Linked DNA regions of Homo sapiens: region 1 is linked to region 2. Evidence: read pairs that join two places in POLR2A ChIA-PET (ENCODE). Cell type or tissue: PC-9. All regions are shown on one strand. Each heading gives the region's core, and the rest is flanking DNA. Links, peaks and the distances in the headings are about the cores only.

What was found. Peaks named below come from ENCODE experiments on the same cell type or tissue, not always from the same donor. Only the 100,000 strongest peaks of a DNase experiment are listed, where the experiment ranks them.
Region 1: POLR2A ChIA-PET joins it to region 2 with 19 read pairs; 4 of 35 experiments call an interaction of 5 or more read pairs at or near these places.

Annotation. Positions count from the first base shown.
Region 1 is chr21:35,271,923-35,274,843 of GRCh38, reverse strand. No RefSeq gene overlaps it. Among named protein-coding and RNA genes, the nearest start is that of RUNX1, 220 kb to the right of the region's middle. RefSeq lists an enhancer at 176-677. In PC-9, for the core only: no CTCF peak of the experiment used is centred there; a DNase peak (open chromatin) is centred at 1,333; H3K27ac peaks cover 1,946 bases.
Region 2 is chr21:35,221,018-35,223,938 of GRCh38, reverse strand. The region is part of intron 1 of LOC124905015 (a long non-coding RNA gene); the gene reads left to right. Among named protein-coding and RNA genes, the nearest start is that of RUNX1, 170 kb to the right of the region's middle. In PC-9, for the core only: no CTCF peak of the experiment used is centred there; a DNase peak (open chromatin) is centred at 1,048; H3K27ac peaks cover 2,460 bases.

The DNA.
Region 1 (2,921 bases), core at 167-2,666, 51 kb before region 2:
AGAGCACCACTCAAGGGTAGAAGCAGGAAGATGAGTTAGGAGGGTATTTCAACAATCCAATTGAGAAGGGATAGGGTGAGGGCCAGGGGGTAAATTGAAGGTGGCGAGAAGTGGTTTCAGCCAAGATAGGCTATGGTGGAAGAGCCAGCAGAATTCACTGATGATTTGGATTTGAGAGTAGAAGATAGTGGAGAGCCAAAGCAACTCCAAGGTTTTCTGCCTGAGCAACACGTCTGCTCCTTGCAGCAATGCAGTCAGGTAGTCGGAAAAGGCATTTTCTCCAATTTATGAATGAGACACTGAGGCCAAGAGAAGGGTAAGTGGCAAATGCAGGACCATACAGCTGATAAATCGCTAGAACTATTTACTGCCTGCCAACTCTTCAGATTCCAGGTCTAGGGATTCTTTCCTTTGTCAAAGTTTGAAACCACAATAACATAGGAGCAAACTCCACTTCCTTGAAGTTTGTTTTCTAGCTGTGAACTTAGGAGCTAGAGATAAACACCAAGTCTTAAATTAGTGCTAAACTCTGTGTACTAGTGCCACATGGGTGGGAGAGGCTATAGGCGTTTTCAAGATCCTATGGCCTTGGCAGAGTGAGCAAGAGCAGAGTGAACAAGGCAGGCTGGAGGAGCTGGGTAGGAAGAGGACAGAGAAAGGAAGGGAGAGGCCATTGCTTGCAGGGTAAAGGAAAGAGGCTGATATATGTACATATCGTGTGTTCAGACATCAAAGTATAAAGCTCTGTATTTGGTTGGACAAGAAGATGCAAGTGCATTGAGGAGGAGGGGGGACCAGGTGGGCGGAGGTGGGGGAATCAGGGAGTTGAAATGAATTTGATAATTTAGGGCCAGATTATAGTAGACATTAAATGCCTATCTAATAGCGAGTGAGCCCATGGACTCCTAATAGAGATAATAAAGATTAGAGAAATATTGATGTGATTTCAAGGTGATAGTTAAGCTTATTAGGAAAGCAGTAATAAAACCTCCATTAAAACAGGTCAAGAATATAGTTCTAATTTAATAACAAGTTGGATTAATCGGCTAGTCTTTAGAAGAAGTTTCATAATCACAGAAACCTTTGAACTTGATGGGGGAGTTAACAGTAATTATTGTCAATAAGAACAGAGATCCCTTTGAAATAATAAGGCATTAAAATAAGGTGTAAAAGCAGTTGAGTGGCTTCCATTTGTACAAAACAGCAAAACAGCTTCAGGCCAAATGTATGCCTGGCCTGGGAGAGGCTGGAAGCTGAGCTCTATTTGCCCACCGGCTGGCTCTAGAGTGAGCAGTTGCATTTGTTTTGTGGGTGTGGCTAAGACAGGACAACTGGGAAGGCGTTTGAATGGCAAAACTCTTTCAATAAGGCCTAACTGGTTTGGGGAGTTCGGAGGGTGTGTACTTAAGGTAAGTTGGGGGTATTTAGTTAGGCCTACAATCCCTCATAATACTAGGTGGGGTATTGTGCAAAGAGAGGGCAGGAAAAATGTTCTAGATATGTTAGTGTGGTTTTTTGTTTTTCTCAAGAGGGAAAAATGTTCTTAAATCAAACTGTGGTCTACTTGAGAAACCCATGGCCATATGGAGTATATTTTAAAAAGGAGCAATTTTTGAACCAATACTCTTTGGCCTTTAAAATATATGAATCTACTTGATATCACTTCTGTTGCTTTAGTGGAACAGTCAACGTGAATTTAGAGTTGCAAGTGTCTTCTGCAGTTTAGAAGTGCTCAGAGACAAAGAAGGTGAAGTTCAATAGGGTAAAGAGTAGGTGTCAAATGAAAAAGAGCTGGTCCAACAATTTCAACACTTGCTTTTTCCAATACACTTGTGCAATATTATTGCATGTTAAATATGAATACATCAATTATCCAAAGAGAGTCTTGAAATTTTGAAACAACGTCATCATTAACAACAAAAATACAACACTCCTTAAATGCTATAAATATTAATTTTCAGCCATTATATTTACACCAAATAATTACGTCTGGAGAGTTTCACCATAAGTCATATAGGCAAGGCATGGAAACATCAGGCAAACAGAACCAAGCAAAAGAAAAAAGAGAATGAAAAATTATCATCAGACTAAATAAACATGAGATGCCACAGAAATATGTAGATGTTAGTGTGTGAGACAAAGCGAGGGACCATCGTGGATTACACATTTCTTGTGAATCCAGGAAGGATTTTAGGTGAAAGGAAAGGAGGCACAGAAGTGCCTGGACCCATGCAGGATGAAGGAATCGGAGAGAACTGCTTTGCTTTTCACCTCAGTGCAATCCAGCACAGCCTTTCCAGATGGCTTTGAGAAATGGCAGCTGATTGAATGATGTGTTTCTTTCCTGCAAACCCATTGCATCTGGGGGTGGTCAGGCGAAAATGAACTATGTTGCAGCCTCAATGGAGGAGGAGGTGTGAATAAGAAAAGAGGGTGCAGTCCCACCCCACTCCTCTTGTGGCTGCTGTGAAATCTGGACCAAAGATTGCTCAAGATGGAAGAGGATCTGTTTTCAAACCCAGTTCTGCCACGTATTTGTGATGTGATCGTGGGCAAATTACTAAATCTTCCTCTTTAAAAATTTTTATTTATTTATTTTTTATTATACTTTAAGTTCTAGGGTACATGTGCACAACGTGCAGGTTTGTTACATATGTATACATGTGCCATGTTGGTGTGCTGCACCCATTAACTCGTCACTTACATGAGGTATCTCTCCTAATGCTATCCATCCCCCCTCCCCCCACCCCATGACAGGCCCCCGTGTGTGATATTCCCCTTCCTGTGTCCAGGTGTTCTCATTGTTCAATTCCTACCTATGAGTGAGAACATGCAGTGTTTGGTTTTTTGTCCTTGCGATAGTTTGCTGAGAATGATGGTTTCCAGCTTCATCCATGTCCCTACAAAGGACATGAACTCAT
Region 2 (2,921 bases), core at 94-2,593:
TTTAGTTATGTGAAAAATGAGCATAAGTCCCTGCATAATTCATACGGAGGTAGTGAGGATAAATGTAATAATAGATGTAAAAATGTTGCAGTCCACTGGGAAACAGTAATACATGAAAGGTATGCTTAATATTTGGTTGTAAAATATAGCCTTTATTCTATGATGTCCGATTTTCTTGGCATTCACAACACTTAGAACCCACTAATAAAGCCATGCTAGCAAGAGTACAATTAAGGACAAGTTGGAAAACTGCCCAGTTCCCATGCATTTGATCTTAGTGAAGCACAGCACATTTGAAAGGACTGTGGATGCAGGAGCTGCATTTATGGGGAAGTCCCTCCATGAGGCCCTCTCCATCTACCCACCTGACCTCTTATCCTTCTACCCACTCCCGAACAATTTGCTCGGCTCAGCCCCCTCCGATCCAAAGCCTCTGTGATTCTAAGACCCAGGTGTGTTCTGGAGAAGATTAATCACAGGCAGACACAACTTTGCATTTCTTCCTTTCCCACCCACCTAACTTATTTCCACCAAAAAAAAAAAAAAAAAAAAAAAAGCCTTGAAGCAGGCTGGCAGAAGATAAAAGGGTCTCCAGTTTAGGTAGATATGCAAGAAAGGGAGAGCTGTTTGTAGAAACATCAGATCTTTCTTGGCCATGACTGGGCATCACTTTGCCCCATCTCCCATCTTTCCATAGCTAGAAGGAAGGATTCTCCTGGATACCTTCAAGGTTCATTTAAGTAGGACACAGAACTCATTGGCTCCCTTGTTCCTGGACTTCCCCTGCTAGTGGTGTGGTCTTTTCCTGACTAATCAAATCCCAGGAAACTTAGGAAACAAACTACAGAACAAGATATAATTTTGCAGGTGATTCAGCAGCTCTCAGATTTCTGTTCAGCTAGAAGGCAAATTTATCCTTCAAACCAGTATACCCATTTCTTCACATCTCCTGTGTCCCAGCAGTTGGATAAACTCTCCAGGTAATGGTGAATCAAGAAAAGGTCATCTGACAAGCTCAGTGAGTGAAAATGGCCCATCCCACTTTGCTGAAGTCACATCACGGGCTTGCTGTCACTGAAGGTCATTGCCATACCACTTCCTACAGGTCTTTGACCTCAAGGGCCGGAGGAACACTTTTCTCAGGCTCCTTTCTCCCCATTGCTGTGGTCCACAAATGTATTCACTGAAACAAGTAATTCTGCTTAGTTCCGAAATAAAGAAACTTAGGTCAGAGTTCTAACCAGAAACAGGAAATGCAGCCAGGGGAGGACAGAGTCAGAGGAAATTAGGCAGGGTGACTAGAAGAAAGAGGTTTTCAGAAATGCTTTCTGAACCTACTCCAGCACTCTGCCTCCCTGGAAGGCTGTAAAATCCATGCAGTTTATCCCAAATTTCCCACGTACAACACCAGACTCCTTCCTGGCATTAACATTGCTTTCCCTTCAGCACAACCTCTGCTCTCTGTTGCTAATTCAGTTTCAGTGTCTCCTTTCTCATGAACTCATACTCTCATGACCTGTAGCATGTGCAAAAGTAATTTAACGTATTTCACCTGATATTCTCTTTGGAATTCTCAGATGGTGGCATGAAAGTATAATGTAACTTCTGCATGTAAATGATGGATGTGTGAGTTTGTACGTGTGTGTGTGTGTGGGGTGCACACATGTTTGTGTTCACTCACCTGCCTGCGAGCCCATGTGCTCTAGCAATAGGATAGGAAGAGAGCTGTCCATGGTATGTCATTCATTCATTTGATATGTATTTATAGATCTACCACACACCATGCACCACTGTGCCTGCATGACCAGCTACAGGATGAAGAACAATTGCAATGAGGCCCTTGTCTTCAAGGAGCTTACAGTCCAGTGGGAGGGAAAAGCCATGGCAGTAAAGCTCAGGACATGCTGATAGCCTAAATACAGATAACTGTACCCATCCTTTACTTTAATATCCCTTTCAGGCTTACCCTCCACCCGAGTGCCAGACTCCCTTCCATACCCAAACATACCAGCCTCAAATATGTCTCAGCCTTGGAGTGCCATAGGGAGCCATCAGGAGAGGGAATCAATGCTAAGCCCCACCATGAAGAAAGCCAGAGCAGCTGAACACACAGCTTTGAGCTTCCTGTAGGTCACTGCAAAGAAGGAAAGAAAAAAAAAAGACCACATGACCAAAGACCACATGACCAAACTTTCTCATGAAATAATGTGGCAGATTACACCCTCAAATGGTACAAAATTTCCCCATGTAGTTTATCTATTATCTAACTGTTGATTTCAAGGGATGCCAGATAGGGAAAAGTCTTCTCTAAATTGACATGTTTTATCCTTTTCCACTTCCATTCTTACCTTCCCAGCTTTTTGCAGGGACAAATACATATTAGACTGAGGCACATTTTGAAATTTCTGTTCAAAATATATTATTATCCGCAACTCTCAAGGTGGATTCTGAAAGATTATTTAAATATTTTATGCTATTAAATGTTTCAAATACACCAAACAATATGTGTGCCTATGATTTATATGCAAGATATACAGAATATAAAATAAGCACTCCTCTACTCATTCATTCATTCATCTGATACATATGGTATGTTTGGGTATTGAAGGGAGTCTGGCACTCAGGTTGAGGGTCAACCAGAAAGGGATATCAAAGTAAAGTATGGGTGGATTTGTGTGCATTTATGCTATCAGCATGTCCTGAGCTATAGAGTCATGGCTTTCCTCTCCCACTAGACTGTAGTAAGCTCCTTGAAGACAAGCACCTCATTGCAATTGTTCTTGTCCTATAGCCAGTCATACAGGCACAGTGGTTCTTGGTCCATGGTAGATCTATGAGTATGCTCCAGAAGAACATAAAAATGCAGTGACACTCTCTGCTTTCTCCTTCAACAGGTGAACATGATCTGAAATTCGTGTATT